Linked DNA regions of Homo sapiens: region 1 is linked to region 2. A link is a loop called in an ENCODE intact Hi-C map of the cell type or tissue named here. Cell type or tissue: B cell. All regions are shown on one strand. Each heading gives the region's core, and the rest is flanking DNA. Links, peaks and the distances in the headings are about the cores only. Region 1 has its middle 32 kb from the start of LINC02656. Region 2 has its middle 25 kb from the start of LINC02649.

The links. Hi-C counts contacts between places; a loop is a spot of excess contacts. Peaks named below come from ENCODE experiments on the same cell type or tissue, not always from the same donor. Only the 100,000 strongest peaks of a DNase experiment are listed, where the experiment ranks them.
Region 1: it touches region 2 in a loop (7-fold over the local background); 5 of 110 quality-filtered maps call a loop at or near these places.

What each region holds. Positions count from the first base shown.
Region 1 is chr10:6,373,788-6,390,065 of GRCh38, forward strand. No RefSeq gene overlaps it. Among named protein-coding and RNA genes, the nearest start is that of LINC02656, 32 kb to the left of the region's middle. In B cell, for the core only: no CTCF peak of the experiment used is centred there; a DNase peak (open chromatin) is centred at 8,454; H3K4me3 peaks cover 624 bases.
Region 2 is chr10:6,292,940-6,309,217 of GRCh38, forward strand. It overlaps a transcript of PFKFB3 not described here and the pseudogene SDCBPP1. Among named protein-coding and RNA genes, the nearest start is that of LINC02649, 25 kb to the right of the region's middle. RefSeq lists enhancers at 2,821-3,050, 5,948-7,147. In B cell, for the core only: no CTCF peak of the experiment used is centred there; a DNase peak (open chromatin) is centred at 7,342; H3K4me3 peaks cover 1,248 bases; H3K27ac peaks cover 929 bases.

The sequences.
Region 1 (16,278 bases), core at 6,229-11,228, 83 kb after region 2:
CTTTCCATGTTTAGCGCTTCCTTCAGGAGCTCTTTTAGGGCAGGCCTGGTGGTGACAAAATCTCTCAGCATTTGCTTGTCTATAAAGTATTTTATTTCTCCTTCACTTATGAAGCTTAGTTTGGCTGGATATGAAATTCTGGGTTGAAAATTCTTTTCTTTAAGAATGTTGAATATTGGCCCCCACTCTCTTCTTGCTTGTAGGGTTTCTGCCGAGAGATCCGCTGTTAGTCTGATGGGCTTTCCTTTGAGGGTAACCCGACCTTTCTCTCTGGCTGCCCTTAACATTTTTTCCTTCATTTCAACTTTGGTGAATCTGACAATTATGTGTCTTGGAGTTGCTCTTCTTGAGGAGTATCTTTGTGGCGTTCTCTGTATTTCCTGAATCTGAACGTTGGCCTGCCTTGCTAGATTGGGGAAGTTCTCCTGGATAATATCCTGCAGAGTGTTTTCCAACTTGGTTCCATTCTCCACATCACTTTCAGGTACACCAATCAGACGTAGATTTGGTCTTTTCACATAGTCCCATATTTCTTGGAGGCTTTGCTCATTTCTTTTTATTCTTTTTTCTCTAAACTTCCCTTCTCACTTCATTTCATTCATTTCATCTTCCATTGCTGATACCCTTTCTTCCAGTTGATCGCATCGGCTCCTGAGGCTTCTGGATTCTTCACGTAGTTCTCGAGCCTTGGTTTTCAGCTCCATCAGCTCCTTTAAGCACTTCTCTGTATTGGTTATTCTAGTTATACATTCTTCTAAATTTTTTTCAAAGTTTTCAACTTCTTTGCCTTTGGTTTGAATGTCCTCCCGTAGCTCAGAGTAATTTGATCGTCTGAAGCCTTCTTCTCTCAGCTGGTCAAAATCATTCTCCATCCAGCTTTGTTCTGTTGCTGGTGAGGAACTGCGTTCCTTTGGAGGAGGAGAGGCGCTCTGCGTTTTAGAGTTTCCAGTTTTTCTGTTCTGTTTTTTCCCCATCTTTGTGGTTTTATCTACTTTTGGTCTTTGATGATGGTGATGTACAGATGGGTTTTCGGTGTAGATGTCCTTTCTGGTTGTTAGTTTTCCTTCTAACAGACAGGACCCTCAGCTGCAGGTCTGTTGGAATACCCTGCCGTGTGAGGTGTCAGTGTGCCCCTGCTGGGGGGTGCCTCCCAGTTAGGCTGCTCGGGGGTCAGGGGTCAGGGACCCACTTGAGGATGCAGTCTGCCCGTTCTCAGATCTCCAGCTGAGTGCTGGGAGAACCACTGCTCTCTTCAAAGCTGTCAGACAGGGACACTTAAGTCTGCAGAGGTTACTGCTGCCTTTTTGTTTGTCTGTGCCCTGCCCCCAGAGGTGGAACCTACAGAGGCAGGCAGGCCTCCTTGAGCTGTGGTGGGCTCCACCCAGTTCGAGCTTCCCGGCTGCTTTGTTTACCTAAGCAAGCCTGGGCAATGGCGGGCGCCCCTCCCCCAGCCTCGTTGCCGCCTTGCAGTTTGATCTCAGACTGCTGTGCTAGCAATCAGCGAGATTCCGTGGGCATAGGACCCTCTGAGCCAGGTGTGGGATATAGTCTCGTGGTGCGCCGTTTCTTAAGCCGGTCTGAAAAGCGCAATATTCGGGTGGGAGTGACCCGATTTTCCAGGTGCGTCCGTCACCCCTTTCTTTGACTCGGAAAGGGAACTCCCTGACCCCTTGCGCTTCCCAGGTGAGGCAATGCCTCGCCCTGCTTCGGCTCGCGCACGGTGCGCACACACACTGGCCTGCGCCCACTGTCTGGCACTCCCTAGTGAGATGAACCCGGTACCTCAGATGGAAATGCAGAAATCACCCGTCTTCTGCGTCGCTCACGCTGGGAGCTGTAGACCGGAGCTGTTCCTATTCGGCCATCTTGGCTCCTCCCCCCAGCAAATCATTTTCCTGAAAGAGACTTCTTCAGGAGATAGATTCTCTTGTTATTGTACTGTCTCAGTTATCTATTGCTGTAAAATAAATCGTCCCAAAGCTTAGTGGCTTAAAAACAACTCTTTATTACCTAACACAAGTCTATAGCTGGCTGTGTTTAGCTGGTATATTCTTCTGCTCCACGTGGGCTCACCTGCACTGGAACATCCAGGAAGGCTGACTCACATGGCTGCACAGTAGCTGTCAGCCAAGAACCTCACCGTTGTGTCAAATGTCTTAGTTCTCATCCACAGTGCATCTCTGGGGGCTTCTCACAGTGTATTCACTGGGTCCCTCCAGGGAGTGTTCTAAGAGACAGAAGCCTCAGATCTCTTAAAGCCCAACCGTGTGGGTGACACAGCATCAATGGCTGCCATAGTCTACTGATCAAAAGTAGTCACAGGCCAACCCAGATTTAAGGGGATGGGAGACAGACCCTATCTCTGAGTGGAAGAAGTGGTAACACTGCATGGCCGTTTTTAACCAGCCACAGTTCTTGATGACAATTTCCTAATGGAAAAGATCTTTCTTCTACAGGACTCTAGAATAGCGTTTCTCAGGTGTTAATGTGCAAAGAATCATCCCGTGATCCTGTTAAAATGTAGGTTCTGATTCAGTAGGTCTGGGGTGAGGCTTGAGAACCTGCGTTTCTAACAAGCTCCCAGGGATGCAGCAGGCACCTGCAGAGCTGTTAAAACAGATTCCTCCCACTCCTTTCCTCTGCTCTAGAAAAATCCTCCAAATCCTGAAAACATCTGGAGAGAAGCAGAAGGAGATGGTAGAAGCTGAGGCCCCACAGTGGAGCAACTTTGATTTCCATTGATTTTACGAAGACACTACCACAAAGAAATGGCAAAATCAATGTTGGCCATTTATGCAGATAAAATATAACTGTCAGGTGGAAAATAAAACCTAGGCAAACACTAAGTGTATCCCCTGAACCATCTTAAATGTGGTTTGTGTACTCATGTGGTTGAGTCCTCATGGATGAACTGCAACCTAGCTTAACAGTCAGAAAAGATGGAAAACAGTCAGAAAAAAATGGAAAAAGTGTACACCTGACATTGGCAAACTTTTAACAGTGAGCCTTATGGTCTTCACCAATTTCAGGTGCTCCATTCCCCAACCCTACCCCACTTCTTCAAGTCAGTTCAGTAAATAGTTACTGATCCCTTATTCAGCAGAAAGCACTGTATCGGATACTGTAGGTGCAGAGAGAAGACAGCCCAGCATTCTTTCCCTACAGAACATTATACTTTGGTAGGGAGACAAGTGACATACATAAGCCTCCATCAGTTCATTAAGTGTTTATTATTGCAACGAAACACATATGACTTTTGGGGAATTTGATGATGGACAGGATCAGGGAATGGGAGTTGTGAAAGTTCTTAATTTATTTATATATTTATTTATTTATTTAGAGACAGGGTCTTGCCCTGTGCCCAGGCTGGAGTGCAGTGGTGTGATCATAGCTCACTGCAGCCTCGACTTCCCAGGCTCAAGCAATCTTCCCACTTCTGCCTCCTGAGTAGCTGGGCCTACAAGCATGTGCCACCACACCCAGCTAATTTTTAAATGTTCTGTAGAGTTGGAGTCTTGCTATTTTGCCCAGCTGCCCTTCTGGGCTCAAGTGATCCTCTTGCCTTGGGCTCCCAAAGTACTGGCATTAGAGGCATGAGTCACTGCACCTGGCCAAATGTTTTTTTTTTAATTGATGCATAATAGATGTATGTAGTTTTGGGGTACATGTGACAATTTAATACATTCATATAATTTGTAAAGATCAAATCAGTGTACTTGAGATATCCATCACCTTAGATATTTGTCTTTTATGTTAGAAACATTTGAATTCTTCTCTTCTATTTTGAAACACACAACAGATTATTGTAAACTGTGTCACCCTACCGACCTATCTAACACTAGGTCTCGTTTCTCTTAACAAACTGTATATTTGTACCCATTAATCATCTTTTCTTCACCCGCTTTTCCCCCTACCCTTCCTTAGCTGGGTAACCACCAATCTACTTTGTATCTTCATGAGATCTCCTTTATAGCTCTCACTTATGAATGAAAACATGCAGTATTTGAAGAGTCACGTTAGAAGAGGTTTAGAGGCTGTGTAGGAGTTCTCCAGGAGAAGGTGGAGGATGGAAGAAGGGAATTACAGTAGGCAGAGAAAACCTGAGTGAGAAAGTAAAAGCCTGGGTCAGGAGGACAATGAATGGCCCAGGAGGGTAGGCCCCGTGCTGGGGCTGGTGGGAGATGTGTGCGGAAACTGCAGGGCTTTGCCTGCCAGGCTAAGGAGTTTTCCTTTCATCTGGAAGATGATGGGAGAACTATCAAAGGGGTCAGAGAAAGGATGCTGACAGTCTCCTCTGCCCCACTGAGTTAAGCAGCCTAGTTTGTTCTGCTCATGCTGATAGCCAGCTTGCTCCCCCTCTCGCAGCTCCTCTCCCACTGCTGCCCCCATCCATCTACTGAAGACCTCGGGTATTAGTCCATTCTCACACTGCCATAAAGATACTACCTGAGACTTGGTAATTTATAAACAAAAGAGGTTTAATTGACTCACAGTTCTATATAGCTAGGGAGGCCTTAGGAAACTTACAATCACGGCCGAAGGTGAAGGGGAAGCAAGGCATGTCTTACATGGTGGCGGGAGAGAGAGAGAGAGTGAAGGGGGAACTGCCACTTTTAAACTATCAGCTCTTATGAAAACTGACTCACTATTACTAGAACAGCATGGGGGAAACCATCCCCATGATCCAATCTCCTCCTACCATGTCTCTCCCTCAATACCAGGGGATTAAAATTCGAGATAAGATTTGGGTGGAACAAAGAGCCAAACCATATCACCTTGCTAGTCTTTAGATACCAATTGGGCTTCCCCAGGCAGCTCAGCAACTGTAGTGCTTTCCTCCTCTGAATCCATAGAGGTTTTTTTAAATTTTTTTTTATTTTATTTTTTTAATTTGAAACTTCTATGGCTTTACTTATGTTATTCTTTCTGGGTTTTTTTTTGTTCCTCTTTTGCTGCCTGGTAGAAGGCTACTCAACTTGAAATGTGCCACCAAGATGCCATCTCTTATGTAAAGCCTTATCCCACCACCTAAAAGCAGAAAAATGTGCTCTCTGCTACAGCAATTCAATCACTCTAATGTTACAGACAGATGTGTGCTGGTAAAAAACCACCATCTCAAAAAAGAAATGAAGAAAAAGCCAACAAAACCCAACCCAAACCAACACCACCAAAATCCTGATTTGTGGTGTTTGCCAATTTCTGTAGTATAAATACTCCCACCATGGCTGCTTTCAAGCTACCAACTTGAGATTTCTGAACTTGCAGCTGGGAAGAGATATGTAATGTCAGTTCTCAAGAGTTGATTCAGGCCAGGCATGGTGCTACACACCTGTATTTCCAGCTACTTGGGAGGCTGAGGTGGGAGAATCACTTGAGCCTGAGAGTAAGCCATGATTGCACAACTGCATTCCATCCTGGGGAAAAAAAAGAGTTGGTACAAGCTGGCTCTAGCACATCACTGGACTTTATAGACCTGGCCTCACTGTGGTTCATTGTTCACATAGACTACAAGTATTTAGGAGAGAGAGACAGTGGGCCTGTCTTATTCATCTTTGTTGACTAGTGCATGTTCCAGTCTGGCATACAGCAAACACTCAATGTATATTTCTTCCCCAGGTATTTATTATTTGAATGAGTGGGTGGTTACCATGTGTATTAGTCCATTTTCATGCTGCTTATAAAGACGTACCTGTGACTGGGAAGAAAAAGGTTCAATGGACTTATAGTTCCACATGGCTGGGGAGTCCTCACAATCATGGCAGAAGGCAAGGAGGAGCAAGTCACATCTTACAAGGATGGCAGCAGGCAAAGAGAGAGAGCTTGTGCAGGGAAACTCCTCTTTATAAAACTATCAGATCTCATGAGACTTATTCACTATCATGAGAACAGCACAAGAAAGATCTGCCCCTGTGACTCAATTATCTCCCACCAGGCCCCTCTCACAACATGTGAGAATTCAAGATGAGATTTGGGTGGGGACACAGCCAAACCATATCATTCTGCCACTGGCCCCCTGCAAATTTCATGTCCTCACATTTCAAAACCAATCTTGCCTTCCCAGCAGTCCCCCAAAGCCTTAACTCATGTCAGCATTAACTCAAAAGTCCACAGTTGAAAATTTCATCTGAGACAAGGCAAGTCCTTCTGCATATGAGCCTGTAAAATCAAAAGCAAGTTAGTAACTTCCTAGATACAAAGGAGGTACAGGCATTGGGTAAATACAGCCATTCAAAATGGGAGAAATTGGCCTAAACAAAGGGGCTACAGGCCCCATGCAAGTCTGAAACCCAGCGGGGTAGTCAATTCTTAAAACTCTAAAATGATCTCCTTTGACTCCATGTCTCACATCCAGGTCATGTTGATGCAAAAGGTGGGCTTCCATGGTCTTAGGCAGCTCCATCTCCATAGCTTTGCAGAGTACAGCCTCCCTCCTGGCTGCTTTCATGTGCTGGTGTTGAGTGTCTGTGGCTTTTCAAGGCACATGGTGCAAGCTGTTGGTGGATCTACCATTCTGGGGTCTGGAGGACAGTGGCCTTCTCACAGCTCCACTAGGCAGTGCCCCAGTAGGGACTCTGTGTGGAGACTCTGACCCCACATTTCCCTTCTGCACTGCCCTAGCAGAGGTTTTCAATGAGGGCCCCACCCCTGCAGCAAACTTCTGCTTGGGCATCCAGGCATTTCCATACATCCTCTGAAATCTAGGTAGAGTCGACTTAATTCTTGACTTCTGTGCACCTGCAGGCTCAACACCACGTGGAAGCTGCCAAGGCTTGGGGCTTCCACCCTCTGAAACAACAGCCTGAGCTGTACCTTGGCCCCTTTTAGTTATGGGTGGAGTGGCTGGGACTCAGGGCACCAAGTTCCTAGACTGCGCACAGCAGAGAGACCCTGGGCCTAGCCCACGAAACCATTTTTTCCTCCTAAACCTCCAGGCCTGTGATGGGAGGGGCTGCCGCAAAGGTCTCTGACATGCCCTGGAGACATTTTCCCCATTGTCCTGGTGATTAACATTCAGATCTTCATTACTAATGCAAATTTCTGCAGCCAGCTTTAATTTCTCCTCAGAGAATGGGATTTTTGTTTCTATCACATTGTCAGCCTGAAAATTTTACAAACTTTAATGATCTGTTTCCCTTTTAAAATTGAATGCCTTTAACAGCATCCAAGTCACCTCTTGAATGCTTTGCTGCCTAGAAATAGAAATCTTCCACCAGATACCCTAAATCATCTCTCTCAAGTTCAAAGTTCCACAAATCTCTAGGGCTGGGGCAAAATGCTGTCAGTCTCTTTGCTAAAACGTAACAAGAGTTACCTTTGTTCCAATTCCCAACAAGTTCCTCATCTCCATCTGAGACCACCTCAGCCTGGATTTCACTGTCCATATCATTATCAGCATTTTGGTAAAAGCCATTCAGCAAGTCTCTAGGAAGTTCCAAACTGTCCCACATTTTTCTGTCTTCCTCTGAGTCCTCCAAACTGTTCCAACCTCTGCCTGTTACCCAGTTCCACATTTTTGTGTATCTTTTCAGCAGTGCCCCACTCTACTGGTACCAATTTACTGCATTAGTCTGTTTTCATGCTACTGATAAAGCCATATCTGAGACTGGGGAAAAAAAAGAGGTTTAATGGACTTATAGTTCCACATGGCTGGAGAGGCCTCACAATCGTGGCAGAAGGCAAGGAGGAGCAAGTCACATCTTACATGGATGGTGGCAGGCAAACAGAGAGAGATTGTGCAGGAACATGCCTCTTTATAAAACCATCAGATCTCATGAGACTAATTCACCATCACAAGAACAGCACGGGAAAGACCCGCCCCCATAACTCAGTTACCTCCCACCAGGTCCCTCCCACAACACGTGGGAATTCAAGATGAGATTTGGGTGGGGACACAGCCAAACCATATCACCATGTCTCTCCATGGACTGACTTGATGGACAATTCTTTGGAGGTGGATAACTGTGATTGTCCTGTAAACCATAAAGCAGAGAGGGCACCCCAAGGAAAGCCATGTTACCCAAGTAGATGCTGGACAAGTGTTAAATACATAGCTGCCTTCATTGTGGAAACAGGGGCAGGGATCTGAGGACTTCTATATCAAGACCTTTCCACTCCTCCACTAGTTTACTTCTCTGGGTCTACTGTCGACATTCATCTAAAATGCAACTCCAACAGAAATTGTGGGACAGGGATGTCCCATTCACCTGGAGAAAGGCTATACAAGGCAATACAATGGCCATTGCAGCAAAAAAATCAGGTGTCTAGAAACATATTAAGCCAGAATTAAGCTGTAGCTCTCTGCATAGTTTATGAGACACTTCTCTGAAGTGCAGCTGAAAATGATGGGTGTGTGTGTGTTTTAAATCTGAAGGCCCTCGGGAATGGCATGTACACAAATGTCAGTGTTTGTGGGCATGAAAGGGAAGGAAACCAGACATGGGGCTGGCGGAGAAGACTTAACAGCTGCAGCTGGCATGCTTTTGCTTTGTCTTTGATTCTTTCGATTCCTGTTTGGCTTTGGTCCCATGTTTTGGGCTGTGACTAAGCTTTCGTGTCTTTGGGGGCTAAGTAGACATCAAAACAAGAAACGCCACTCACTGTGCAAATGGATTTGCCCGAAATGCTGCTGAAGAAGACAGGTTGGCATCGGGCTGGTGCTTTTCTGCTTCTACTTAAATAGGAGAGGATTTGGTCAAACTTGGTCCTTGGGACAAGGAGCTGTTTTGGACAAACGGTTTACGGAAGGTGAGGCTGGGTATTTTAAGAAGGGAGGTGAGAAGTGAGAGACCTGGAATCTGGTCCTTGTAATCGGTCATCTTGCAACATGGACTTGACTGTTGTGGAAATGGTCTACACCTCAGTTTCCTTTTTACCACAAGCTCTTCCCTCCATCTCTGTCGACACATTTCCCTCCTCTTGCTCCAGCCTCTGCTTATTTCAGGGGCTCAGTTTTCTCAAGATGGCCCCATGAAACTTCCTTGCCACAGAATGCTTCTCTGGATGCTATATCAATCGATTACATGTTAGTATGAATTTAGCTAATACACTACCTCCACATGTGACTGTACACTCAAAGTATCCCAGCAGAGGCACTCTCCCAGGTGCAACAAGATGAAACAGTCAGTTTCGGGGTCTCTTATCATGTCCCTATATAAACACAGGTGTGGGAGGGAAATATTTTGAGATGACTGCATGGAACTCTGTATTCCTTTTCCATATAATGAGTATATTATTCTCCAGCGTCTCTCCATTGCTCAAAACCACGAATATCTCCTCTCTTGAAAAAGTGACAGTGTGAGGACTGGGAAGCTGAAATTTTAGCTCAGAAGTCTACAACTAGAACCAAGTTTCTAAAAATGTGCTGTGTTATATAATCCAGGAGGAGGCAATGGAAAAGTACCAGCTGGTGTGGGACTGGAGGCTTTCCTGCCTCTGACTCACTCAGGCAAAAGGTCTTGAATTAAGATGCTTCTCAGAAAATCCAAACAAAACCCATTCATTCTCCAAGGCTTCGCATTCGTTGTGGGAGTCAAAATGTAACCATGGGACTGAGATTGCCTGGGCACATTTGGGAAAGTTCACAAAGTTTGTTCTTGTGTCCCTCGAGGCCAGCTTCCAGGGCCTCCCCACTCCTTTCCAGATGCCCGATGCCATCCTGCCGTATCTATGGCACCACAGACAGCCCTATCGGGAAGATGGCCCAAATGGCTTTCCCCATCAAAACTTGACTTCTCTGTCCTGTGGCCTCAGGCCCTGCTCTGGGTTGTCCTTAACTAAACAGTTAGATGGATCCTTGCTGTGGTGTTAGCTAACTGAATAGAGCACCTTTGAAAAAATAACATAATAGGCTGACCACGGTGGCTCATGCCTGTAATCCTGGCACCTTGGGAGGCTGATGGGGGAGGGTTGCTTGAGTCCAGGAGTTTAAGACTAGCCTAGGTAACATAGCAAGCCGTTGTCTCTACAAAAAATGTAAAAATTAGTCAGGTGTGGTGGTGCCTGCCTGTGGTCCCAGCTACTTGGGAGGCTGAGGTGGGAGGCTTAAGGGGGTTGAGGCTACCTTGAGCTGTGTTTGCACCACTGCACTCCAGCCTGGGTGACAGAGTGAGACCCTGCCTCAAAAACAAAACAAAACAAAAACAAAACATAATGTCTTAACTCAAAAGAGAGCATGGCTACTTGTGCAGTGACAAAAGTGGCTGGCATATCAGGAATGATGACTCTGGCCTAGGAAGATGTTTGGGACCTGTGGAGCCTTTGGATGTGGAGTCCCTCAGATCACACTAGAATCTGGCTGCCTTCTCCACGAAGAGATTTCTGTGTGGAAGGTCCAGGCATCTGTGTTTTGCAGCTCCCCAGAAGGTTTTGAGGCCTGTGGGAAATGATGGGGGACTGCAGCACTTGTATGCTGTGATGTCGGAAGAATAACAGCCAGCGGCTCAGCAGCATTAAGGCTTTGTGGACTGTTCCTAGGCTTTTTCCGTCTCTCCTTTTTTTTTTTTTTTTTTTTTTTTGCCACAGTTGACATCTGTACGCCCCACGTCACGTGAGGTTAGTGTCTGAGCAGGGACTACAAGGAGCCAACAATCCTGACTTCTGGTCTACCTTTCCCCCAAGTACCCACAGCCTCCCTAATATCCAAATCCTCATGTAACTTTATGCAATGAAACATATCAAACTTTACATAGCATTGCCCAGCCTGTGCACGTTGAGGTATTTCAAAGCAAAAAGCATTATAAAGTCTTTGTGAACCTCTCCCCACAAGCATGTAAAGCTTTGGGAACAGGCCAGGAACCACCTGCCTTGGCATACCATAGTGCTGTGACCATTGCAATTATATTTTCCAGATACAATTCTTGGGGCATGCAGTCTGAGAATGCTTTGCCTCTGAATGGAGCACATGGTTTTTGGATAGGGAAATGTTGGCCTACAGATGTATGAAGGCTATGGTGTTGGTGGGGGTGCCGTAATAGGATAACTTGAGTCTGAATGTGTGAAGTGATGTTTCGACTAGAGCTGATTTTGGAAGTGGTTGTAGCTGGCACTGGGAGATGAGGAGGCATGATGAGGGTGAGAATAATTCAATGTGAATTTTCAAGAGTTAGGCTCTTGAACTGTAAGAATGTAAACCTCAGGTCACTTTACTAAGAGGGGTTATATTGGGCCAAATGTCTGCATCTGCCTCCCACATTCATTCACCTGGCCCCACCTGCCTGCCCCCAGGTGCCCTGTATCTGGCTCAGGGCTGAGAACCACAGCAGCCTGGCACCTACTCCCTAGTCCTGGCCTTGTGGTCTCATGTGGTCTGGGCTGCTCCCACCACATCCCGACTCAGGTGAAGTGTGGATCTGAGCGCACAGCTGCAAAGTACAGGGCCTGGGGCCTTGACCAGGAAGTGCAGGTGAGTTCACGTACCTGTACAGGGTGAAGACAGCCTGAAGGAGGTGTGGGCAGGAGGGGGCTTCATGCCCCACACAAGGAGGTTTGACCATTGAGACAGGAGGTGGTGGCAGTTGTGAATTTTTCTCCCTTCCCTGCCCACCTCCCTCCTCCTCCCACTCACACTCACATTGCTCCAGGTATGGTGATGCCTTTGGCCTGCCCCTGAACGTCCCATATACCTGGACAGCCAGCTGTGTCTTCTGAGGCCATGAGCAGCTGGCAGCACATCCCTTGCATCTGCTTTCCCCACTCCCGCTTTGCTTCCTGCCCTCACTCTTGCTGCCCCGGGATTGCACCCATCTCCTCACAAAGCAGGAGCTGCGAAGATTTGCCTCAGGCTTTGTTCTCAAGGGAGGACAGGTCATTAGGGGCTGGTTGTAAAGCTGCACATAGAAAGCTATGCACATGCTTCACCTGGTTTCTTTTGACGTGGTCATAGGAGATTTAAATACCTTGGTTTTCCTTATCATGGAGGTATCTGTTTTTATGTGTTTGCTTTGGCCTCCTTTTCTTCTCAATTCACCAATTTATTTCCATATTTTTAATGCCAAGCCTCATAAGGAGTCCAGTGAATTGTCATATCCAATGAAGGTTGCAGTTGCTGGGCAAATATTTTGTGTTGCGTAAGGTCGATTCATGGGTAGCTGACCAGCTTACTGATGAGCAATCCTTGGATTCATGGCCCTTTCAGGAGCAAGAGCAGCTGGCCCTATGTCTGTAAGTTAGAGTCTGTTGGTGGGCAGGGCCAGCTGGGTATGGCGTGGTCAGTAGAAGTTGCAGCAGGATGAAGAAGGTGAGTTTTCAGCTCCTGTGGACTGGCTATCTGGCTGGCAATGTTTGTCCTGGGCTACTTAGGACTCCCACATAAGTTCCCTCCTGGCTGTCGTCCTGTATGTAGCTCAGCCTCCATTCCCAGGCATCATTTAGGCCCTTGGACAGGGATCAGTAAAGTTGTTCACTAAGCGATGGCTAAGGTGTGCTGTTGTGCAGAAGACAGTATAAACGCAGGTGAGAATTCCATCTGTTCTATTTCTCAGGGGCATAGTAGCAAGTCAAGGGACAGCTTGCACTCTCTGAAGAACTAATCAAGATGTTGTAAGGAAGATGTGACCTGGAGGTCATTTTGGGGAGTTTCGTGGCTGGTGAGTGAGAAGTGATCCCAGAACGAGGAGACAAAACAGAAAAGACAAACTGGAAAAAGTCAAGCATCAGCAGGTTGAACAGGGAAGGATGACACAAAGAGGAAGCGAAGGCCAAGGGAGCTGGTCAGCTCAGAGCCCCGTGGCTGCCTTGGCCCCAGGTTCTCCATGCTCATCAGTGTCAGCCTGGTGCTGGTCTCACAGGGCTTAGTGCTGAGCCAGACAGCCATGGTCCCTCCTGAGGGCTGAAGTGGGGTCTTAGCCCTGGGCCTTCCCCTTCCTCACCCAGCCTCCACTGCTGCTGCGTTGCCCGGGCCTGGGGTAGGAGGTGTGCATGGTGAGGAGGCTCAGGCTGCCTAAACTGAGTGCCTGCCATGTGCCGGCCACTGCTGGATGTGGACACTGCAGAGTCCACTGTGGGGCTCCCTCTCTGCTAAGGAAAATGTAGACAAGACCCGGCAGTGTGGCATGGCCACGTGTGCACGCACATACAGATACACACACACATAGACACATATATACACACAGAAACGTATATACACCCACATACAGGCACATACACAGTTACACATACACATACAGACACACACATACACAGACACACATATAGACATACAGATGCACATATACACACAGACACATTTGCACACACAAACACACACATACACACAGTTACACACACGTACACATATAGACACACACATACACAGACATATACGCATGTGTACTATCCAGACACACACATACACATATGCACACGTACACACATATACATACACACATATACACATACACACGTGTACACATGCAGACACACAGACACATATACACACATACCAACACACACATACACACATGCACACATATATGCACACACATATAGACACACACAGCCACACATACACATACACATAGATACAGACACACATACAGACTCATACGCAAAAAAATACATAGTCACACACACATGCACACATATAAACACACCTACACACACAGACACATACCCAGACATACATATACACACACAAGGGAAAGACAAAAGGGATTAAAGAATTAGGGATTTAGGGAAACAGAAGCTTTGATAGTCTGTATCAAAAATGTTTGGCTGGGCGTGGCGGCTCAAGCCTGTAATCCCAGCACTTTGGGAGGCCAAGGCAGGCAGATCACCAAAGGTCAGGAGTTTGAGTCCAGCCTGGACAACATGGTGAAACCCTGTCTCTACTAAAATTACAAAAATTAGCTGGGCAGGTGTGCACCTGTAATCCCAGCTACTCAGGAGGCTGAGAAAGGAGAATCACTTGAACCTGAGAGGCAGAGGTTGCAGTGAGCTGAGATCACGCCACTGCACTCCAGCCTGGGTGATAGAGCCAGACTCCATCTCAAAAAAAAGAAAAAAAAAAAAAAAAAAGAAAAACAACTCAGGTCTTTTATCTTTGAAAGAAATGAAAAAGCAATTTAGATTGGACAAAAGAATCACATCTGAAATGCGTGAAAGAATCACATCTGGACTAGGTGTGGAAGTCTCTTCTAAGTTTAAATTTTTATCAAAGGTATACATGTCCACATGTAAAGAGTCGCCTAGCTTTACAAGGGTCAGGATAGAAAACAGTGTTTCCTCCCCCTCCCCACTTCTCCTACCCTCCTCGAAGGGTAACCACCTTTACTGTTCTTACTTTTATTGCTACCTCTCCATTTTATGTTTAGTCTTTGACACCCTTCTTTGACTTCCCTCCATGGAAATGAAGGCTTCCCTTTTCCCCCACTACCTTCTCACCATGCACTCACAACTTTCCCATCTCTTATTCCCCCGAGTTTCGGTCAGATTAATTTTTAACATTTACTTTGGGAGGACTATAGGAAGGCCATTCAAAGCTGAGTCATGTAGTCTACTGTGTTGGTTATTGATTTCTGTGTAACAAATTACCCCATAATTTAGCCACTTAAGGCAATAAGCATTTATTATCTCAAGGTTCTGGCCAGGAGACTAGGTGTGGCTTAGCCGGGGTCTCTGGCCCAGGGTCTGTTGCAAGGCTGCTGTGAAGGCTGCTGGCCAGGGCTGCCATGTCCCCAGGATCAGCAGTGGGAGGCTCCCTTTCCAAGCTAACTCATGTAGGGTTTGCAGGTCGTGAGTCCTTGCTGGCTGTTGGCCAGAGATACCACCAACTCCTGACTGCTCAGGTCTTTCCATCAGTAGCCCACAGTGTGGCAGCTGGCTCCCCTCAGAGCTAGAAGAAAAACAAGAAGAGAACAAGATGGAAGCAGGTCTTTTTGCCACCTAATCTCAGAAGTGAGACTCCATCACCTTTACTGTATTCTATTCACTAGACACGACTCATTAGGTCCAACCCACACTTAAGCCTAGAAGGTTTGCATTAGTTATCTATTGAGCATAACAATATTACCAAAAACTTAGCAGCTTAAAACCACACACATTGATTATTTCATGGTTTCTGTGGGTTGTTGAGTTGGGCCATTGCTGAGCTGTGCCTTCTGTTCAGGGTCTCGCAAAGCTGCAGTGAAGGTGTTGGCCACGGCTGTATTCTCATCTGAGGCTTGCCCGGGGAAGAGTCCATGTCCAAGCTCATGCAGGTTGCTGGCAGAATGCAGCTCCCTGTGGTTGTGTGACTGAGCACTTTGGTTTCTTGCTAGCTCCCTGATGGAGGCCTCTCTTGGCTCTGGAGGGTACCCACAGTTGACTGTTATGGGGGGCTCTCCCAAGGTGGCAGCTTGCTTCTTCAAAGTCAGCAGAGGAGAGAGAGCTCCAGCAACCCTTATGTAATGGAATCACATGCGTTCATCATCTTTGTCATATTCCATTGATTAGAAGCATGTCACAGGTTCCACATGTTCTCAAGGGGAGGAGCAATGCAAGAGTGTGAATTTCAGGAGGTGGGGGTTATTGGAGACCATTTTAGAGACTGTCTACCACATACACTGTGATTGCTTTTTCTTTTGAAATGGTTTTAGACACATGAAAAAGTGGCAAAAATAGCACAGAGTCCACATGTGCCCTTCCCTTACTGTTAAATTGTACGTACTTTTCCTTTGTGACACAGCTTTGTGTTTTCTTTGAAGTGAAACCAAGCTTGATATTTCATTTTCTTTGTTTTCTATATACGTGTTGCTAATAAAACTCTCAATTCTTTCATCTAAATCTCTTCTTAAGACATGTAGGGACTTCAGGTGTTCTAGCAATTTCATCTCCCTGAAGAGGTCTCCCCTGGAGCCTTCTGACCTGTTCCGTCTGGGCGAGCTGAACTCCATGCCCTCTGCACAGCTGTCATCTTGGGATTTCTCCTTTTTGCCATCTTGGGGCTCCTCACTGTCTCCTGTTTCTTACTCTTGCTGTTTTCCTCTTTCTTAATTATTCTCTCATTTTGGTGGAGTTTTCTCTCATTTCTTAAGATTGGTGCATGGGCAGTACATTTTTTTCTTTTTGTGTCCTTACATGTTAAAAATGTCTTTATCCTGATACTTCCTTGATGTTTTATCTGGATATACTTGTGTAGGGTGAGAGTGCTTTTCCATCAGGAATTTGAAGACATTGCTCTATTCCCTTTTAGCTTCTAGTGCTGTTATTGAGAGATCTGGTGTCATTCTTATTCCTGACCTTTGAAAATAACATTTTTCCTATCCCATTTGGAAGCCTGTAGGATCTTGTCTATGATCATGGTGTTCTGACATTTTGAGATAT
Region 2 (16,278 bases), core at 4,564-9,563:
ATGAAACAGTAAGATTCCCAGCCATAATGTGAGATGGAAAGATCCTCATGCAGCGTATGCTCAATTGCTGGCCCCAGAAAGCCTCACGTGCAGAATACAGAAGTTGCCAAAGAAGGAAACGGAGACGTTCAGCTACATTTCCGTCGTGTGATGAATTTTAAACCCTCAGGAATGGTGTGGTCTATTAGGCTTTTCATCATGCTTGGTGTCATCCACTTAATCTGTTCAAAGATAAAAGAAGACATGATTGTAATAGTAACTCGAGTCCCAGATGTTGACAGTATGTCTGCAATTTGAGAGTCCTTCAGTCCAGTGACCTTCTGTCTGTTGATTTCACAGATGTTGTGTTCTGTGAGAAGACCATTTCTGGCTACAGAACTGTCTTTCACTATGGATGTTATCTTTTCTTTCTTTCTTTCTTTCGGAGATGGAGTCTTACTCTGTTGGCCAGGCTGGAGTGGAGTGGTGCAATCTCGGCTCACTTCATCCCCTGCCTCCTGGATTCAAACAATTTTCCTGCCTCAGCCTCCTGAGTAGCTGGGATTATAGGTGTGCACCACCATGCCTGGCTAATTTTTGTAGTTTTAGTAGAGATGGGGTTTCACCACATTGGCCAGGCTGGTCTCAAACTCCTGACATAAGGTGATCTGCCTGCCTTGGCCTCCCAAAGTGCTGGGATTACAGGCGTGAGCCACGACGTCCGGTCTATTTTTCCATTTTAAATGATAAAACCAACATGTCCAGTGCTATCCTTATGCATGGTAATTGTCCATTCAAAGGGCCTGTCATGAATGGACGTAGAAATCTTCTCTTGAAAAGCCTGTTTGAGCACCTTGTGCACTTTATCTGAGCTCCAGCCTGCACAGTTTTCACCATTGATTTGGAGTACTTGGTTCCCAAATCTCAGACCAACCAATAAGGTTGGAGAGTTATCCTTGACTTGCTGAACACATATACCATTATCTATTGATTTAAGCCAGAGTTCAATTTTTCCATCTTGGTCCTTATGGCTTCACGAATTTTCCATCTTGATCCAATGGCTTCATGAATCCCTTGCTTAATTTCTGCTCTACAAATTCCAACATCATTACCAGTTATAGGAGCCATTGTATAGTTCGTACTGGAAGGTCTTGCTACCAACTGGCCCTGAATTGGCGCACCAGAAACCATGGTCATATTTGCATGTGTTTCTTCTTTATTTAAACTCAGGCCTATGTGTTGAGAGAGCTCTGGATATAGTTTGGAATAGAGGTTTCCATCTTGAGAGATGTGAACAGAAGCTTCTGACAAAATTGCTGGGTTGGCAGGGTTTGCAGCAAAAGCAGTGTATTAATCTGTTCTCACACTGTTAATAAAGACATACCTGAGACTTGGTAATTTATAAAGGAAAGAGATTTAATTGACTCACAGTTCCACATGGCTGGAGAGGCCTCACAGTCATGGTGGAAGGCAAAGGAGGAGCAAAGTCATGTCTTATATGGCAGCAGGCAAGAGAGCGTGTGCAGGGAAACTCTCCTTTATAAATCCATCAGATCTCGTGAGACTTATTCGCTATCACAAGAACAGCATGGGAAAGACCCGCCCTCATGATTCAATTACCTCCCACCGGGTCCCTCCCATGACACATGGGAATTACGGGAGCTACAATTTGAGATATGGGTGGGGACATAGCCAAACCATATCAAGCAGTTTGAGCCTGAATTATTTAGTCTACCTTCAAATCTTTGAGAGATGGAGAGAGATATTTTTGCAGGATTCTTCTAGACCACAAGGACCCACTTGCCATCACTGCCTCCAGTCATTCTGCATAAGTAAGTTTTAGATTTCAAGCCTCTCCTTTTGATTCTTTCTTAGAGTTTCCATCTCTCTGCCTCCATTTCCCATCTGCTCTTGGATGTTGTCCAACTTTTCCATTAGAGCCTTTAGCATATTAATCAGTTATTTTACATTTCTGGTCTGATAATCCCCACATCTCTGCCATACCTAGGTTTGTGTATGATGTTTGATTTGTTTCTTCAGAAGGTGTTTTTTTTTTGTTTTTTTTTTTTATCATGCCTTGTAATTTTCTGTTGAAAGTCAGATATGATGTATTGGGTAAAAGGAAATGACATAGATTGATCTCTAGTGTGTTTATCTGGCTAGGAGTGAGGCTGTGTTCACTGTTTGCTGTAGCTGTAGTGTCACAGATTAAAATTTTCTTGAACACTTTTGTTTTTGTCTCCTGTGATGTCTTGGGTTTTCCTAGAGACTCCTTGAATAGGGTCTTAGGCTTGTAGATTTTATTTTATTTTATTTTTTTGAGAAGGAGTCTCACTCTTGTTGCCCAGGCTGGAGTGCAATGGTGCAATCTTGGTTCACTGCAACCTCTGCCTCCAGGGTTCAAGCCATTCTCCTGCCTCAGCCTCCCAAGTAGCTGGGATTACAGGCGCCCACCTCCACGCCTGGCTAATTTTTTTGGTATTTTTAGTAGAGATGGGTTTTCACAATGTTGGCCAGGCTGGTCTTGAACTCCTGACCTCAGGTGATCCACCCCACCTTGACCTCCCAAAGTGCTGGGATTACAGCCGTGAACCACCGCACCCAGCCAATTTTTTTTTTTTTTAAGCTGAAATCCCGTTATTATACAGGCGCCATCTTGATGTGGTGGTGAGGTGTGGGGGTTAGGGAAGCATTCTTTACTTTTCTGATCAAGTCTTAGTCTTTTAGTGAGCCTGAGTTGGGTGTTTCTCTTCCCCCAGGCCAGCTGGGCCTTGGTAAAACCCCAGTAGGTTAGACTCTGGCAAAGTAGTTTCCCTTGAGGGCAGAACTTGTTAAAGAGAACAGAGAGCTCTGGGTGTATTTCAGAACAGTTACTTTCCCCCTCCTCTGCTGGAAGTTAGAGGGTACTTTTCTCTGATCTTCACAATGGAGACCTGGTGGAATTCCCCAAGGCAAAACTCACACAAGCGTGGGCACCTCCCTAAGACTGGGTCCCTTTAGAGCTTTCAATTCTCAAGCTAGTTTACACTGAGCCTCCAGCAACTAGTTGATGACAGTTTCACACACTACAACAGATATTGGCTCCAGCTGTGAGTTTCTGCTCCCAGGAAGCTGTCATTCTTTGTATTTTTCTGTCTCTCCAGTTTTGGGGACAGAGATTGGCTCTGTGACCTCAATTCTCTGATGGATCAAAAAGTTGATGATCTTTAGTTTGTTCAGCTTTTTTTCTTGTTGCAAGAATGGGAGAGATGACTTCCAAGTTCTTTACTGGAAGTTGGCATTTTCTTTTTTTTCTTTTCTTTTCTTTTTTTTTTTAAGTAAATGTAAGTTTGTAGACTGAGATGTGTACCCACTATAGACTGATCTCTACAAATATTGTTGGAAACTTCTCAGTAGCCATTCAATTCAAAAAAAGGACTCTCAGACCTAGTTTAGAGGAATGTTACCGGAAAGGGGTCCCAATCCAGACACCAAGAGAGGGTTCTTGGATCTCACTCAAGAAAGAATTTGAGGCAAATCCATAGAATAAAGTGAAAGCAAGTTTATTAAGAAAGTGAAGTAATAAAAGAGTGGCTACTCCATAGGCAGAGCAGCGGTGTGGGCTGCTCAGTTGCTTACACTTATTGTGACTTCTGGATTATATGCTAAACAAGGGGTGGATTATTCATGAGTTTTCTAGGAAAGAGGTGGGCAATTCTCGGAACAGAGGGTTCCTCCCCTTTTTAGACCATATAGGGTAACTTCCTGATGTCATGACATTTGTAAACTGTCGTGGTGCTGGTGGGAGTGTCTCTTAGCATGCTAATGCATTATAATTAGCATGTAATGAGCAGTGAGGATGACCAGAGGTCACTTTCTTCGCCATCTTGGTTTTGGTGGGCTTTGGCTGGCTTCTTTACTGCATCCTGTTTTATCAGCAAGGTCTTCATGACCTGTATCTTGTGCCGACTTCCTATGACCTAGAATGCCTAACTTCCTGGGAATGCAGCCCAGTAGGTTTCAGCCTCATTTTACCCAGCCCCTATTCAAGATGGAATTGTTCTGGTTTGAACATCTCTGACAGGAACCCAAGGTAAAGGGATAATTAAAGCTTGGACCTCACCTGTGTATGACCAACCATGCTGTAGGGAAAACAGCAGCACAATCTTGAGGTAGAATCTGGGTCTCCTAACACCAACCAGGCTTGCCTGGGCGTAACCAGGAAGTGGAATATTTTAGTGCCTGTGACATTCCTTTGTGTCCCAGTGGAGCATAAACAGATTCAGTGTTTGGCTAAGTGCTGGAAGAGCAGCCCAGGGTCCCCCGGCCCCTGCTATGCATCTGCCTTGATTGATGTGCACAGTGGAAGTGGCTTTCATCGGAGAAGCAATTGTGTGTAGGTTCCTGGGAGAAAAGGGAACATGCCACTTGTTCCCTGGTTAGGACACAGGGATGATGCTTGAACCCTAGGGAGAGAGTAGGCAAAAGATAAAAAGGCCACATCCGTGAGCACTTTGTGTGGCCCAAGAGCAGGAGCAGGGCTGCTTCAGAGCCCAGGTAACAAAGTGCAGATGAGAATCAGGAGAGAGGTGCCAGTGAGGTGTCCTTCTTTTTTTTTTTGTAGGCATCCTGTGGTCGTGGCACAGGTAGGGACAGGTAAGGAAGCACCGTTGGAGGGAAGCAAGACGTTTACTGCTGTAGGAGCAAGATGTCCCCATGAGGGGTACGTGGAGGACGTTTCTGAGCTCCTGTGGGAACTGTCTCAGGAATGTTTGCATTTGAGCTGGAAGCTTCTTGTCATGGATGAATTACAGCTCCTTGATGATGACCCTGTGGAGGGTGTGTCAAGTGATCGAGGATACTTTTGAGTAGGCTGACCTTTCCTTCTCTCCATATCCCAGAAGGGTCCTCTTTCCTATCTGTGGGTATTTCTACCTCTGCTCCACACATCTCTAGTCTTGTATAACACCTTGGCTTACAGGTGTTCCTAAAGACCCGTCTCTCTTCTGCTGATGACTTCCTGGGGGTATCAGTCTGTTCATCTGTCAAGAATGTGGATGAACAAACATATACATTACACTTCCAGACTGAAGAGGCTCTTAATAATTGGGCTGGAACCATAAGTCACTATGTTCTATTTAGGTATGGAACTTACCAGAACAGAAAGAAGGGGGGAGGAAGGAGACTTCTTGGCTAGCAGTCTGTTTATCTTATAAATCAGTCTGATCTCTTGAGCAAAAGTTAAAGGGAAAAAGTGGAGGAGACACTGTGACCTGGCCTAGGAAGTCTAGGTTTAAGCCAAGCCAAACACACTTCTCCTCTGTCTCAGCTCTGTGAGCTGTGAGTTCTGCTTCTCCTAGGGTAACCTCGGATTACCCTAGGTTACCTTGGCCAATGCCCGTGGAAACTGGCTCAAGAAAGGGAAGTAGGAGAATGGCAGAGTCCAGAGTCCACTTATTCTATGGTTCAGGGCACTTTTTTTTTTTTTTTCTTTTTTTGAGACAAGGTCTTGCTCTTTGCCCAGGAATTCAGTGGTGTGATCATAGCTCATTACAGCCTTCTACTCCTGGGGTCAAGAGATCCTCTCATCTCAGCCTCCCTAGTAGCGAGGACTATAGGCACACTTCCTGGATAATTTTTAAATATTTTTCAGAGATGGGGTCTTGCTATGTTGCCCTGGCTAGTGTTGAACTTCTGGCCTCAAGCAATCCTCCTGCCTCGGCCTCCCAAAATGTTGGGATTACAGGTGTGAGCCACTGCACTTGGCCTTGTTCAGTGCATTTTCAGGGCATCCTGAAAGGCCAGGCCTGGATCTTGGGCAGCTGTTCAGGAGCATTCCAGCTGTGAATGGTCCTGAATGTCTTCCTGGCCTTCCAGATGGATCTCTAACGCACCCCAACGCAGGTGCTCCCTGAAGACATACCGGATCTGTTGGTGCGGAAAAAGAATGCAGCATTTGGTGGCTTATAGTGCTGTGCCAACTATTGCTTAGGTAATTTATATGACATCTTATTTTCTCCACCTGATTCTAAGCTCCTTGAGGACACGTCTGGTTCATCTCTGTTGGCTGCATAGCCTAAAACCCATGCTGGTGCATCCTGATTTCATTTCCTTCTCGGATGTAATGAAAGCACTCAAATGATATTGATTGCCTCCTCTTTAGGTTGACAAATAAAACCTTTAAATTCTGTTTTTCCTGGTGTTTCCTTTGTAGGATTGGAAACGATGGTCTTGATAGCGCTGTGGTTAGCAAAGCATTAATGGCTCACTCTCCTAGGGGAGACACGTCAGTTGATACCATGCACTCTGCATGCAATTTTCAGAAATGGTGTTTGCTTTTTTCAACGTTGGTTGTGTTGCTGCTCTAGACGAACCAGCTTCTATTCCTGTCTTTACTCAGAGGTAGGTAGGATTCTTCCCCAGGCACCTACAGACCTGACTAGGATTTACAGGCAGGGGTGAGTCAGCTGACCCAGGAGGGTGGCATCCCATAGTTAGGACAGAGAGAGACTCACTGGCACGTGCTGGGTCCCTGCGTTGTCCTAACGTGCCTCCTTGCAGGTAGCATGGCTGAGTCAGTGTGCCGTGAGTCACAGGCTGCGGGAGGTGAACTTGAGCCTCACTCCGGCATTGATCTTTCGCAGGGATATATTGTTAGTTCCCGTCTGTTAAGACCGATAAAGGGTAATAATTTACTGGCCTCAAGTTTGTCTTCTCTTTGATTTCACCAAATCTTCTCCTTATACAGGAATTGCTTGACCTTGACTTTTCAGGAATTTACCCAATTTTATACTCTTGGCGTCTCCTGGGCTTAGAACCCCTTACCTCCAACCTTGCTCCCTGGCTAACTTCTACCCTTCCTTCAAAGCTCAGCAGAGATGGCACCCCCTTTCTGAAACAGTCCCCAGTTCCTGGGAAGAGTGAAGGCCTGAAGCTGTGTTGAGGGTGGCACTTAGCCCCTGGTTTGGAGCTCCATGTTTCCTTCACTGTCTGCTGAACATTTTAAGGCGTCGATTTGGACTTTCCTAGGCTTGCATTCCCAGAGCCTAGTGCAGTGCCTGTTCAGAAGACTTTTTTTTTTTTTTTTTTTTTTTTTTTTAGTGAAGAGGGAGGAATGTTAAGCCTCACCAAGTCTGATTATGCTAAGATCACTTAAATTTTTTCTGCCTTTTCAGAATACCCATTGTAGTTAGGGTTAGTACCCATGGTTTGGCACTTACTGGTTCTGTGGTTGTTGGGTGCCTTGTTTGTCTCTTCGGGCGAGATGCGAGTCACTCCAGGGCAGCATCTGTTCCTCATATTCCTCTCACATTCTTTAAAGCCTCCCTGTGTGCACTCAAGCCACACAATGAACCTTCCTGCCTTTGCCCACAAGGCTGAGAACTCTTCAAAGTGAGACTGTGTCTTACGCATTTTCACTTCCTCCATCATTTGACACAGGACCTGGCACGTAACAGATGTTTAATAAATACTTGTATTTATTGAATAGGAATAGGTAGTAGATTCTAGAGACATAGTGAGCTCAGCTCAAGTTCAGTTGCATCAGGGAAGGCTCCCCCATGCCCCCGGCAGCTCCCTCTCTCTGTGCCTATGCAACCTTTAGCAGCATGAGCTGCCTTGAAAAGTCAAAGCCAGCTTTTCCAGAAAGCAACTCAGCAACTCTCTCCTGGGGCCAGAACTGCTCCGAAACGGGAACAGCTGTGTATATTCTTTGATCGTTAGCAGGAAACGATGTGTCGTGTCTCAAAGCACCTTTTCATGCTGCTTTCTTATTAACTCCACCCAGAAGCCCTTGCCTTAGCAAAGCCAGTCTCGCGAGGCACCGTGGAAGTCCAGAGTTGAGTGCAGCTGGGTTTGATTCATTCCTGGGCTTGATTTCTGGAATCCTCCTAGATTCCTTCCTGGGTTTGAGTTCTGGAAGCCTTGGTTTCTTGAGGCGATTATGCTGTAGGTACTAGAGAGAAGCTACTGCCTTTGAGAGAAGGGTAATTACGCAGGATTTGAAAGGAGACAGGAAGCTGTGGGTGCCAGAAATAGAGGAATCTTGTTCTTTTATTTTTGGCAACATCCAGCAAGGTGGGAGGACACCTGAGGGGAGTGCCTTTCTGGTGCACCATGGAGGCTGGTCCGTAACAGTGGAAGCTGCCATCTTGCAGAAGATTCCTCTGCCCAAGCTTGGCATGGCCAGACTTCGTGGGCCATGTGAACATGAGATGATATCTTGCTCTGTGTGCCTTCCTATAATTTGGGGGGAGATGTTGACTAGGAGGAGGCATCCACCATTGGGCTTTTCATTATCTCAATGGAATGGTGACTTGGAATTGACTTTGACTCAAGGAAATAAAGTAAGATGAGGATTTACACATACCTAGATTAGGAAACTAACCTTTATACCTAGTACATATGTACACCTGTAAGGCATCTGGTACAGTCCCTGGGTGCTTCAGGGACTTCATAAAGGTGCATTTCCTTCACCCTTACTTATAAATAATGGTCGATGCATATTCTTAGATCATTTGAGATACATCCTTAAAAACTGTTGAGCATTGATCAAAATTTGTTTTGGAAATAAACTTGTTTTTAGTGCCCCAGAGAAGCACATTGTTTCCTAAAGTGAAGAATCCTCATTGAAGATGAATTGTGCTAATCTGGATTTTCAGGTTTTTTACTTACTGCAATAACAGATAGATTGAGGAAAGTACCCTTTTATTTTCTCTGGAAAGCACTGATGGATGTAACTGATGACAACTTGACCCAGTAGGGCAGTTCGTCTGCCCTCAAGAGCAGCTCAGCTCAAAGGGCGGTGTGGGGATCGCCAAGTGTGATGGAGGCAAGTCCCAGGTGAAAGGGAGCTCTAATTCATCAGGATTCCTCTATCTTTATAAGAGAAGCTAATTTCAAATCACTTCCTTCGTTATGACTAAATTTCAGGAAATGAGGATCACATTATTCCAGTGCAGAGAACTGGGCTGAGAGTCACATGCTTTATTATCTGCTCTGATTAATGACTAACCAACCTCGTAAGTTCCCCACCACACAGGTTAGTGACTGGATGATCATTTTGCTTTATCCACTTCCTAACAGGAGGAAACAGAGAAGTGAGCTAACTTTGTTATTTATACGAAGGTAACATACTTGCGATTTTTCTTTTCTTTTCTTTTTCTTTTTTTTTTTTGAAACAGAGTCTTGCTCTGTCACCCAGGCTGGAGTGCAGTGGCATGATTTTGGCTCACTGCAACTTCTGTCTCCCAGGTTCAAGCGATTCTCCTGCCTCAGCCTCTTGAATAGCTGGGATTACAGGTATGCGCCACCACATCCAGCTAATTTTTGTATTTATAGTTGAGGTGGGGTTTTACCATGTTGGTCAGGCTGGTCTCGAACTCCTGACCTCAGGCGATCCACCTGCCTCGGCCTCCCAAAGTGCTGGGATTACAGATATAAGCCACTGCCACCGTGCCTGGCCAGTTTTTTTTTTTTTTTTTTTTTTTTTTTTTTTTTTTTTGAGACGGAGTCTTGTTCTGTTGCCCAGGCTGGAGTGCAGTGGTGCAACCTTGGCTCACTGCAACCTCCACTTCCTGGGTTCAAGCAATTCTCCTGCCTCAGCCTCCCAAGTAGCTGGGATTACAGGTGCCTGCCACCACACCCAGCTAATTTTTGTATTTTAGTAGAGACGGGGTTTCACCATGTTGGCCAGGCTGGTCTCGAACTCTTGACCTCAGGCAATCCACCTGCCTCGGCCTCCCAAAGTGCTGGGATACAGGCATGAGCCACCGTGCCCGGCCCATACTTGTGGTTTTTCTATACCTATCTTCCTTTCTGGTGGGAGCCCAAAATAAAAATATGTGTGTGTATACACACACACACACACACACACACACACACATATACACATACACATATATATATATATTTGTGTGTGTGTGTGTTTTATGTGATCTTTCTTGGCTTTTGCATTGAGAAAGTCATCTTTGAAATTTAGAAAAACTGTCAGACTGTTGGAAGGCACCTTGGACATGGCGTCTCCCCAGTGCCTTCTTTATGCATAGAAAGGGCGCTCGAGGTAACGGGATGTCATGACTCTTGTGAGATAACACAGGAGCGGAGCAGAGATGAGAACTCAGGCCTCCTGTCATCTGTCCAGGGCATGTGGGTAAGATCAAGCGTAGGACTGGCTTTATAAAGCACAAATATTTGTTTGTCAGCAACTGTTTGTTTATTACTTCATTTTTGTTTTTCTCTTCTAAAATTCACCCTAAACTCTTTTATGATTTATGGACTGCTCTAAGCTTACAAGACTGATAAATATGTATATGCTGTGTGAGGAATACATTGATTTATTTACAAAGGTAGCAGAATCCTAATGCAAGAACAAACAAGAAAAAGAAAAAGAAAGAAAGATGTAGACTGGTTTTATTCATAAATAGAGAAGTGAAAATTCTAATAAAAATATGAGCACATGGTGCAATGTAGCAACATCCTACCATGACAAAATAAGGTTTATTCAGAGTGCAACGATGGTTTCATATTACAATTTTTATTAGTTTAAGTATTACATAAGTGGGTCCAGTTTAAAAAAAAATGACAATCAATGCTGAAATAGCCTTTATTTACTCTTGATGAAAATACAAAAATCAATGCCGGGCACGGTGGCTCACGCCTGTAATCCCAGCACTTTGGGAGGCCGAGGCGGGTGGATTACGAGGTCAGGAGTTCGAGACCACCCTGGCCAACATAGTGAAACCCCATCTCTACAAAAAATACAAAAATTAGCCGGGCGTGGTGGCAGGCGCTACTCGGGAGGCTGCGGCAGGAGAATCACTTGAATCCCAGAGGCAGAGCTTGCAGTGAGCCGAGATTGCGCCACTGCACTCCAGCCTGGGCAGCAGAGTGAGAGTCCATCTAAAAAAAAAAAAAAAAAGAAAATGGAAAAATGAAGAAAATGAAAAATAAGTGTTGATAGTGAGTTCCAGCCAATAGAACAGAACAGGAGTGAAGTGTCCCATCTCTTAGCTGAAGCTTCTACGACATGGATGCACCCCACAGTCTCACCTGTGGCTGGCTGGACCCAAATGAAAATGAGAGTGCAGGGGACGGCAGAGACACAAGATGAAAGGATCCTGGGTCCCTGAGTCACCATGTGGAGAAGCCATCAACACAGAGTGCTGCTTTGATCTGTTTTCTAATCAGAGTTTTAGTGCCCCAGAGACGCACCTTGTTTCTTAAAGTGAAGAATCCTTGTTAAAGACCAATTGTGCTAATCTGGATTTTCAGATTGTTTACTTACTGCAGTAACAGATAGATTTAAATATTTAGATAGAAAGCTCCCTTTTATTTTCTCTGGAAAGCACTAATGGATGTAACTGATGACAACTTGACCCAGCAGGGCAGTTAGTCTGCCCTTTAGGGAGCAGATCTAAACCTGTGTAACCTGAGACATGGTGGATTTGGGGTCATGAGTCCCCACAGCTCAGCACACCCTAAGAATCCATCTATCTTTCTGTACAGCATCACGTATCCCTTCTGCAGGCCTATATGCCAGTCCAGCCATCCTCTGCGGGCTACTACTACCGTTAGACATTAAATGTATCTAGTATGTTCTTTTTATCTCTTAGCCATCACGCCTGGCTAATTTTTTGTAGTTTTAGAAGAGACAGAGTTTCACCATGTTGACCAGGCTGATCTCAAACTCCTGATCTCAAGTGATCTGCCCTCCTCGACCTCCCAAAGTGCTGGGATTACAGGCATAAGCCACCGTCTCTTACTATTCTAAATTAAAAATATTAGGAACTTTTTTTTTTTTTTTAGTAGAGATGACATCTCACTATGTTGCCCAGGCTGGCCTTGAACTCCTGAGCTCAAGCTATCCTCCTGCCTCACCCTTGCAAAGTGTTGGGATTACAGTCATGAGCCACTATCTCTTACTATTTTAAATTAAAAATATTAGGAACTTTTTTTTTTTTTTTTAGTAGAGATGACATCTCACTATGTTGCCCAGGCTGGCCTTGAACTCCTGAGCTCAAGCTATCCTCCTGCCTCGGCCTTGCAAAGTGTTGGGATTACAGGCATGAGCCACCATCTCTTACTATTTTAAATTAAAAATATTAGGAATTTTTTTTTTTTTTTTTTTTTTTTTTTAGTAGAGATGACATCTCACTCATCTCACTATGTTGCCCAGGCTGGCCTTGAACTCCTGAGCTCAAACTATCCTCCTGCCTTGGCCTTGCAAAATGTTGGGATTGCAAGCGTGAGCCACCATCTCTTACTATTGTAAATTAAAAATATTAGGAATTTTTTTTTTTTTTTTTAAGTAGAGATGACATCTCACTATGTTGCCCAGGCTGGCCTTGAACTCCTGAGCTCAAGCTATCCTCCTGCCTCGGCCTTGCAAAGTGTTGGGATTACAGGCATAAGCCACCATCTCTTACTATTGTAAATTAAAAATATTAGGAATTTTTTTTTTTTTAGTAGAGATGACATCTCACTATGTTGCCCAGGCTGGCCTTGAACTCCTGAGCTCAAGCTATCCTCCTGCCTTGGCCTTGCAAAGTGTTGGGATTACAGGCGTGAGCCACCACACCCAGCCAATTTGTAGGCATTCCTACATTTATGAAATTTGTTTTCTTTTCAAGCATGCTTAGCCGTTCCTTGCACTCTCTCATTCCTCGTTCTTGCTTTTAAGCTCCTGATTTATTTCCTTAAGCACTGAAGTATTGGCAAGTGGGATTCTGGGGCCTGAGGTTCTGTTTGCTTGCACACAGAGGGCTTTTCTTTCTTTCGTGTTTAAAAATTCTTTTACTGTGAGCTGCTGACTTTCCTGGTTACTTTATCTGTGGGACTTCTTTAAGGCCTGGTTGAAGCACCTTAATCTCTCCAGAGAATATCTGCTTCTGTCAGTTGCCTAGGAGGACTACCATCCCTGAACACTTTAAACGTAAATATCCAAATGGGTCTTTTCAGATCACACAGGTAATGTGAATTCAGACTGGAAATCTGCCTGGAACCTGGTTTGAGGTAACAACTTCTAAGGGCAGGTTTTTTTCCCCTTCTCCCCAGAGTGCTGAGGTCAAGACAAGCAGGTTTTGTTTCCTTTATTTTTTTGTTATTTACATTGGGTTAATTTCTCCTTCCTCTTTTTTATTTTTAGAGACAGGGTCTTGCTATGTTGCCCAGGCTGGAGAGCAGAGGCTCTTCACAGGTGTGATCAGTGCTCATGGCAGCCTCAAACTCCTGGGCTTAAGTGATCCTCCCGCCTGGGCCTCATGAGTGGCTGGCACTCCAGGTGCGCATCACTGCACTTGGCCTTCTCATTCCTCTTATTCTGAGGATTTGCCCTTTGGGCAAAGGGGGTTCCAGTTTTCTATGATGATTCTAGGCTTTGTCTCCTGTCCCTGAACCCTATGCATCTATCAAAGCAGAAACTCAGGATGCAAGCTGGCTTGGATATTGCATTACCTCTCAGAGATGCATTTGAAAATATCTGTGGAATGGTTAAGTGGTATTTTGGGGGCATTTAGTCCTCAGATGGCTGGAAACAGGCTGTGTCTTCAGCCTCTCTCTGGGTTTGTGGGACAGGCCAGAGGCCATCATCACAATGTGGTGGATGGCCGTGGGCTCAGATCAACAAGTAGCTGAAGTCAGGGTTGCTTTTCAAAAATGTAACAGATTTCCCTACATATTAGATATTAAAAAAAGAAATGTATGAAAACCCAGAAAGATGAATTAAGATTTGAGATAGTGGAGGAAGGAGATAACACCTTTACTCCAGACACAGAGCCTCTATTCAACATAATAACTATTCATCACGACTTCCCCCATGGAAGGCCGTGTCCTGGGCCCTGCAAAGGAGAGCAGGTCTCAGGGACCTGCCAAAGATGTAACACACTCATGTCTCTTTCATGAGGCTCTTCCAGTAGGATGTGAGACAACCAAGTTACGGGGTCATAAGTAGTGACAGGACAACTTTCTCAGTTCATCAGTGTAATGTTTAGTTTTACGTATTAACTTCATTGGGCCAATGTGCCCAGATATTTGGTTAAACATTATGCTGAGTGTTTCTTTGAGGGTGCTTTTGGGTGAAATTAACGTTTCAATTAGTAGACTTTGAGTAAAGCAGGCCACCCTCCCTGATGTGGGTGGGCCTTGTCCAATCAGTTGAAGACCTCACTATAATAGAACAAAAGACTGACCTCCCCTGAGCAAGAGGGAATCCTCCAGCAGGCGGCCTCCAGGCTCCATCCACAGCATCAGCTCTTCCTGCTTCTACAGCAATGGCCTCGAACCTGAGCTGCAACATCAGCTATCCTGGGTCTCTAGGCTGAGGCTCACGTTGCAGATTTTGGACTTGCCAGCCCCCAGAATCCCATGAGCCAGTTCATTATAATAAACCACACACACACATGCATGCATGCAGACACACACACATGCATGCGTACTACACACACACACACACACACACACACACACACACACACTCACCCTACTGGTTCTGTTTCTCTGGAGAACGCAATCAGGATGTAGATGGCTACCAGCAGTGGCCCCAAAGAAAGGAACATTTCTATGTACTGAGAATGAATTAGGACTATAGACTGTAGTTTAAAATATCTCCTTCTCTTTTTCCTTCCTTCCTTCCTTCCTTCCTTCCTTCCTTCCTTCCTTCCTTCCTTCCTTCCTTCCTCCTTCTCTCCCTCCCCCACCCTTTCTCCCTTTCCTTCTTTCTTTCTGCCACAATGCCATACTTGCCCCACTGTGGCATGATGGTTGTCTGTATTGTCCCGATTGAGAATCTGAGGCTCCACCGTCTGGTGCCACAGCCTGAGGTGATGAAAATCCTTGCAGATGCATCCAGTGGGAAAGGTATTGAGGAGTGCCGGGGTTTGAATGGGTCACCCAAAGTTCATGTGTTGGAAACTTAGTCCTTAATGCAGCGGTGTTGAGAGATGGGACCTTTAAGATGTGATTAGGTTATGAGGGCTCTGTCTCATGAATGGATTAATGCCATTATGCCAGGAATGGGTTAGTTGTCATGGGAGTGATTTTCTTATTAAATAACAAGTTCTGCCCCCTTCCCCATTCCTTTCTCTCACGCTCTTGCTTTCTGCTATGGGATAACACAGAGAAAACCCTCACCAGATGCTGGCACCTTCATATGGGACTTCATAGCCTCCAGAATTACATTTCCTTTCTTTATGAATTAGCCATTTTTGCGGTATTCTGTTATAGCAGTTTAAAATGGATCAAGACAAGGAGAAAGCATCATTGTTTGATTTGGAAGCCACTGACTTCAAAACAGCCTTTTCAATACACTTCACCCACTTCTCTCTAAAATGCAGGGAAGGCCAGGTGCGGTGGCTCATGCCCATAATCCCAACACTTAGGGAGGCCAAGGCAGGAGGATCACCTGAGGTCAGGAGTTCAAGACCAGCCTGGCCAACATGGCAAAACCCCATCTCTCCCAAAAATACAAAAATTAGCTGGGCATGGTGGTGGTCTGTGCCTATAATCCCAGCTACTTGGGAGGCTGAGGCAGGAGAATAGCTTGAACCTGGGAGACAGAGGTTGCAATGAGCCAAGATCATGCCACTGCACTCCAGCCTGGGTGACAGAGAGAGACTCTGTCTCAAAAAATAAATAAAATAAACAGGGAAGAAAACAGCTTGAATGTACCTCATTATAGTTAAGACCACCAAGTGCATTTAGACTCCTTTAATTTATTCAGATAATAAAAACAGGCGCTAAAGGCATGTTCTCTTTTAAAAAAAACATTTGCTGCCTACAGTTAGGCTTAATTCTAAACTTCCTATTTATTATACTGTGAGTTAATCTGTTACACCCATGACAGCGAGCGTTATTATTAAATCATCACCATGCATCAGCCAGGACCATGTCTTTACCTTCTTGATCAGTGTAAATCTTTCTTGTTTCTGGAATCCCCTGGAAAGTCATTTTATAAACATCATTTTAAAGATGCCGATAGGCCACCCCATAAAGTAGTCTTGCCAAAAAGAAACTAGCAATTTATGAGACACACAAAGAATAGAAGAACAAGTTAAAAGGCACACGGGAATGTGCCAACAAGTCCATGGGACTTTTGGGATGCTCTACAGGACAAACAAACTGATTTCAACAAAACACTGCACAAATAAAAAAAAGAGAGGGCGGGTGGGATGTCCAGTCTCCATACAGGCACTTGAGGCAGATCCCCAATTACAATGTGAGAAACCTAGTTGGATTCTGATTCAAAAAAATTGTAAAAAATGAAAACCTAAATCTACACATTTGTGACATTTATGCGACAAACTAGAAAATTGCATACCAACTGGG